2 separate regions of the Homo sapiens genome follow, and region 1 is linked to region 2. The links are chromatin loops, found by intact Hi-C in ENCODE. Cell type or tissue: sigmoid colon. All regions are shown on one strand. Links, peaks and the distances in the headings refer to the core of each region. The heading gives the core; the rest is flanking DNA.

Evidence for each region. Peaks named below come from ENCODE experiments on the same cell type or tissue, not always from the same donor. Only the 100,000 strongest peaks of a DNase experiment are listed, where the experiment ranks them.
Region 1: a loop joins it to region 2, with 2.3 times the contacts of the local background. A loop is called at or near these places in 2 of 110 quality-filtered maps.

Annotation. Positions count from the first base shown.
Region 1 is chr15:36,650,976-36,653,906 of GRCh38, forward strand. The region is part of intron 3 of CDIN1 (CDAN1 interacting nuclease 1); the gene reads left to right. Among named protein-coding and RNA genes, the nearest start is that of CDIN1, 73 kb to the left of the region's middle. In sigmoid colon, for the core only: no CTCF peak of the experiment used is centred there; no DNase peak of the experiment used is centred there.
Region 2 is chr15:36,600,294-36,603,224 of GRCh38, forward strand. The region is part of intron 1 of CDIN1 (CDAN1 interacting nuclease 1); the gene reads left to right. Among named protein-coding and RNA genes, the nearest start is that of CDIN1, 22 kb to the left of the region's middle. In sigmoid colon, for the core only: no CTCF peak of the experiment used is centred there; DNase peaks (open chromatin) are centred at 1,488 and 1,888; H3K4me3 peaks cover 534 bases.

The sequences.
Region 1 (2,931 bases), core at 286-2,785, 51 kb after region 2:
TTGCTTGAACCCAGGAGGCGAAGGTTGCAGTGAGCCGAGATTGCACCACTGCACTCCAGCCTGGGTGACAGAGCAAGACTTCATCTCAAAAAAAAAATAAAAAAAAATACAGTCTTTGAATTCTTAGTTGGTATCAACTCAATGCTAGCAAGAATGCAGAGACACATGAATTCTCCTGGGCATTAGGAATGGAGCCCACGTCACCTTAATGTAGTATTGAGAATGACATCTGTATATCCCAGTTGCAATTTGGATGTTTGCCAGGGTTGGATGAAGGTTCAACATTCATTTGTGTAGCCCTACCCCAAAGAGCATTCAGGGTAACTGGAGACAGAAGCAAACCATTATACCAGTGTGAAAAGTGCAATGCTATAAGTTTGCACAAGATCATGATGAGGATGCAGAGAAAGGTACCATTAGGATTTTCTAATTATGTCTTTATGGAATATTTTCAGTAATTAGTATGTCCCTTTGATTACATATCTGAAAATTTAAATAGAGCCTGATCTGTCACTTTGATGTGGGGGATAATTAAAGTTTCCAGAAAAGACAAATATAACCTTAAATTAAACTTAATTTTTTTTCCTACCACTTATGAGGTGCTACAGGTATAGTTGGGAAACAGATTGGAAAACAAATAAATTTAGAGCAGATCCACCATGTTCAATGTATGTGGCACCTCACTAGGCCTCGAGGGATCAGGGTTCTATTTCAGGGTTCTATAGCTTTATTGTTTACCAGCTAAGAGAGCCCAGATGGGTTTTATCAGTGCCCTGGGGTTTGGTTTCTTTATATGACCAACTGGGAAGCTTTAACAACCTCATAATTAGGAATTTCCACAGTATTAAGTATGGTCATGCTTTTAATATTATCCAGACTATATAGATACAGAGGATTGTAGTTATGGTTTAATCATCTTCTGTTTCTTTAAACTTGATAGAAGTTCTTCACTGGTCATTAGCAGGATAATGATTGATGCAACTTTTACATGAAGCCATGTCATTTTGACTTAAAGCAACAGATCTCTGGTATAAAAGGTAGTCTGGCATCTAGCTGCTACTCTTTCACTGTTTGCAGTCAGCTCTCACCATGGCATGCTCCTTCTTTTCATGCTGATCTCTACTCGAGTGTCACTCCCTCAGAGAGGGGCTTCCTGAACAACCCATCTAAGTTTACATTTTATTCTAGCATATACCATTATACTGTATATTTATCTCCCTGCCTTTTTATTGTTTGTGTCACCACTGTAATATAATCTCTGTGATGATGGGACCATGAATGGTTTTTTTTCCTGCTGTTGCTTCTTCAGAACCTGGAATAAGGCCTGACACATAGCGCTCCAAAATACTTGTCGGGTAACTGAAACTGAAGTAGAAAGCTGTAAAGATATCCCAATATTGGTATAGGCTTAAATACGCTGACCCAGAATCAGAAACCATAGTAAATACGCACTCTTGGTGGTTACAGGCACACAATCAGCTGGTCTGACTTGACTGAACTGATTGCTGGTTCCTTGGGTGGTATCAGTGCAGTGGCCTTGTTTGTGAGAAATTGATGTGAGGTTCTTAACGGACCTGTTTCCCAGGGACCTTTCTCTAAAGCACATTTGCCTTGTTTTATTTATTTATTTTTTCCTCTTGCTTCTGAACGTCCTTATTTTCCAATTGGTTTCCCAAATAATACATTCAAGGGTGGCCCCAATATGTGGAAAATTGCTTTGTTAGAATTATTTTGAAGTTACAATGATCCAGAGGTTCTCCCCACCTTAAATAATTTGCTGTTACCCCACTTTGCTTACAGGAAAATTATACAACTTTATAAATATACTCATGAAATAATATAATTTAGTACCTACTTCTGGCAGTTATATGGAAGACCTCACCTGTTGACTTTATTACTGTCAGACAAATACCCAGAGCTTATTCACTTAAATAATATACTGTAGGGAAAATTTCCATACCTAATTCTGCTTTCTTGTCCAATATGGTTTTTAAAAATTATTTAATTTTTCATTTGTTAAAGGAAAAGTATAAGGTGATTTTTTATTATATAATCACCTACTATAAACAAAGTACTTGGTAGGCATAATAAATTAAATAAAATACAATTCTCCAACCTTCATGAAGCTTTCAACATTACAGTGGGGGATGGGTTTGAGGTAGCCAAGTAATAGGCAAATACAATATGCTACGTTACATGATAGAAAGATGTACAGGGTATTCCTCGATTGCATATGAGGAGCACTTAACTTATATGGTAGTGGATCGAAGAAGGTGACATCTGAATTGAATCATGAGTTATCCAGGTGAGGGATGGGAGCGGGAGACAGTGACTAGAGATGAGGCTGGCAGAGTAGAGTAGGTAGAAACCAGATTATGAAGAACCTTACAAGAGCTGTTAAATGGTTATAATTTAATCTTGAGATTTAATGTGGGGCCTTGAAGTGTTATAACAAGGGGAATGACACATTCAAATTTTTGTAAAAAAAAAAAAAATCCCCCCAGCTTCCATGTCTGGGGTTTTGTTTTGTTTGGGGATTTTGGGGAGTTGTGTGTTTTTTTCCAGTGGAGTGAGAGGATAATGAGAGCTGGAGGTTCTTCCACAAATCTAGGGCAGATAAGGTGATGGCTTGTATTGCCTGTCACAGGTGTGCTGACCCACTGATGACATGTCTGTTCCATCGTTTTCTTAATAAGGTGTCAAGCAGCCCTGTGAAACAGGTAAAGGAAAAGGCAAGATGGGTGCATGAATGCTTTTCTCAAACTATATAAGTCAACTTCTTTCCTTTCCATGCAATGGTTGTCTGTGGTAGAGACAAGGCAGAGTGATATGGATAGTTCCTCTTGTTCACTTTATATGGTAGGAGGTGAAAGAAAACAAGGGAGACCTAAGTATTTACACCTTCTGCCCCCACCTTCAGCTTCTTAGTTG
Region 2 (2,931 bases), core at 260-2,759:
AGGGGCCCTGTGTGGAGTCCCAGAACATTTTGGAAATGGCCAATATGCAGTTTTCATCAGTATGAAGGCGGGGTGCAATATGGTGCCTGTAGTTCACGAGGGAATATGAATGTTGATTAAGCATACTCCCAGGCTTTGAAATTCTGAAAGCAGTGTCAGAATAATGGATGTTGAGCAAATGTCAAGCATTTGTTAATTTCTCTGTTATTTGGAGTTTATCTACCATGATCAATCAAATAAACTAGTGCTTCTCTCTTGTGGCATGTGTCATTGATATGGTGATTAGGTGGCTAGAGAGACCTTCTGCTTTTTTTCCAGGTAACAGATTATAAACGAGTAGACAGAGCTTTTCAGTTAAAGATTTGTTTATGGCTTGGTTTAGTAGAAATTTGTATATTAACTGAATACTTTGGTGGCAGTGTGAAAATCCGTGGCCACATGTCAAAGACATAAATTCTGGGACCATTTATACCAGGAGAACTAGTATTGGAGGCATGTTTTCCATCAAAGTATAGTTTTCAGTAGTTTATGAAACTTTGATGTAAAACTGGACAAAAGAAATGGATCCTAGATGAATGCTAACCTTAACATTTGTAGATAGACTTTTCAATCCATTTTTATGTCATTTTTCCTATTTCAATGGTTAATTCTAAGTTAGTGATTGACTTTTATTCGTGAGTGAGAGTAAATTTGTTTCATGTGATTCAACATAATTTCTATTATTTTTAGGAAGTAATGCTACAGTGTTTTGATGTCCCAAGTAGGGGTATCAAAAAAAAAAAAGTAAAAGGTTCCTTTCAGAGTTTACTTAACTGTGGATTATTGTGCAGTGCTAACATTCTGCAGTGTGAGGAGTTGGTTCCCTTTTAGAATGTGAATGACTTTACCAACTGGGATTTCATTAGGGGTTGAGACTAGGTACGATGTGTAACTGTCCTACCCTTCAGCACGGGGTAACTTGGACTGAAAAGGGACCTTTATGTGAAATTTTAGTGGCTGGAATCAAGGTAGATTTGTGATTGGAGATTTGTCCTTTTTCTATACCCCATTTTCTTTTCGTAGTCTTAGGCTTGTAGCTTACATGATTCAGATGGAGACTAGTGTAATACTTACCACCCTTGACCATGTCCAACAGGTACCTCTGTGGTCTTTGGCATGGATATTTTTGCAAAACGACCTACTGAGGTGATCTGTCACCTATTATTAAACCTCATGAACTTGTTTTTTCAGGGGATTCACAACTGAGCAGCCACAGGGCATTGTAAAACCCCAGTGAACTAACTACTTGTGTGATTTCTGGAGCTCTTTGGTTTTCTCAGTCTGCCATGAGGTCACAAATATGGCAGTTTCCAAAGCAGAACATTTTTAGCTTCCTCTTCAAGCTAAGCTGCTTTATCTTAACTGTCTACATTAGACCTTTGCTTTTGGCCTTCTCTGGGACTGGAATTCCTAACCGTATGAGTAAAATCCTCGTGTCCTGCCTGGCACACAGTGCTAGTGAGCTCTACCATTGTACTGCCTCCAGCATCATAAAAATAGACAGCAGTGCTGATTGACTTTTCTGGGCTGCTCTCTGAAAATTCGTCATGAACCTGACACGATCATAGCATCACTGAATCATTAACTTGCACCATACACCAAAACACTCAGGGTTTTATCGATAGCAGCTCTCAATTTTTTTTTGTATTCATAGTGATAAAGCTACTATTATTCCTAATTGGGATTAGGAAGACATGAAAAATCTTGTTAGGGTGTTGAAAAATTATTATGTAACAGTAAGAGGGAAAGAGTTTGAATTTCACTTACTGTGAATTCTTAAGCGTATGTGCTCAGCGTGAACGCTTCCAGCCACTCCAGTGGAAGGGGCTGATGGTTTTGGTTGGTGGTGTGCCCTGTGCCTGCCAGGCTATCAGCGCCTGCATCTTGTCTTCTACTTAACTCTTCTAATGTCCTCCAATAACCAAACTTTTATTTTCCCTCACATGTATTGCAACTATAAATTAATGGCTCACAGTTTTAAAAGTGCTATAATGAATACTATTTCCTACTGCGGACACATTGTAATGATAGCAAAAACACTTTTGGGACTTCTCTTTTGGCAAGTATTTTTGGAGTGTGTGACACAGTGTCTTTGGTACTTTTGAGAATGGAGACAAAAGGCATTATTAAGTTTGAAAAATAAGGGGGCTGATGTTACTAGGTGACCATAAATTCTAGAGACATAATTATTTTGCCATGTGTTATAATTCAATAACAATAAATCCTTTATTGTATTTATCTGTGTTTCTAGACGTGGTGGCCACCCTGTATTTTGGTGAGATGTGAGATGTGACTGTGAAGTTGGTTTTCTTGTGTAACTGGTAAAGTGGTTCTAAAGTGATTCTTAAAGATAAGTTGGGCTGGGCGCAGTGGCTCACGCCTGTAATCCCAGCACTTTGGGAGGCCGAGGCGGGCAGATCACGAGGTCAGGAGATCGAGGCTCGAGCCATCCTAGCTAACACGGTGAAACCCCGTCTCTACTAAAAAAAAATATATATACAAAAAATGAGCCAGGCGTGGTGGCAGGCACCTGTAGTCCCAGCTACTTGGGAGGCTTAGGCAGGAGAACGGCGTGAATGCGGGAGGCAGAGCTTGCAGTGAGCCGAGATCATGCCTCTGCACTCCAGCCTGGGTGACAGAGACTCCGTCTCAAAAAAAAAAAAAGGTAAGTTGTGTTTTTGAGCCATGGCAGCATCATTGGTGCTAAATATACAAATCACACTCCTCTGGGATTATTACTTTGGCCAAAGATAATGTGAGTAAATTAGCTCCTTCTTTTAGCTGAAAAAGTTTATTTTGTTACTTTATCCTTGTACTTAGTAAGTGCAGACTCTCCTTCCTTAACTATTAGCCCTTATTTTATGCCCACCTTTTCTCTGTGCTCCCCAAATG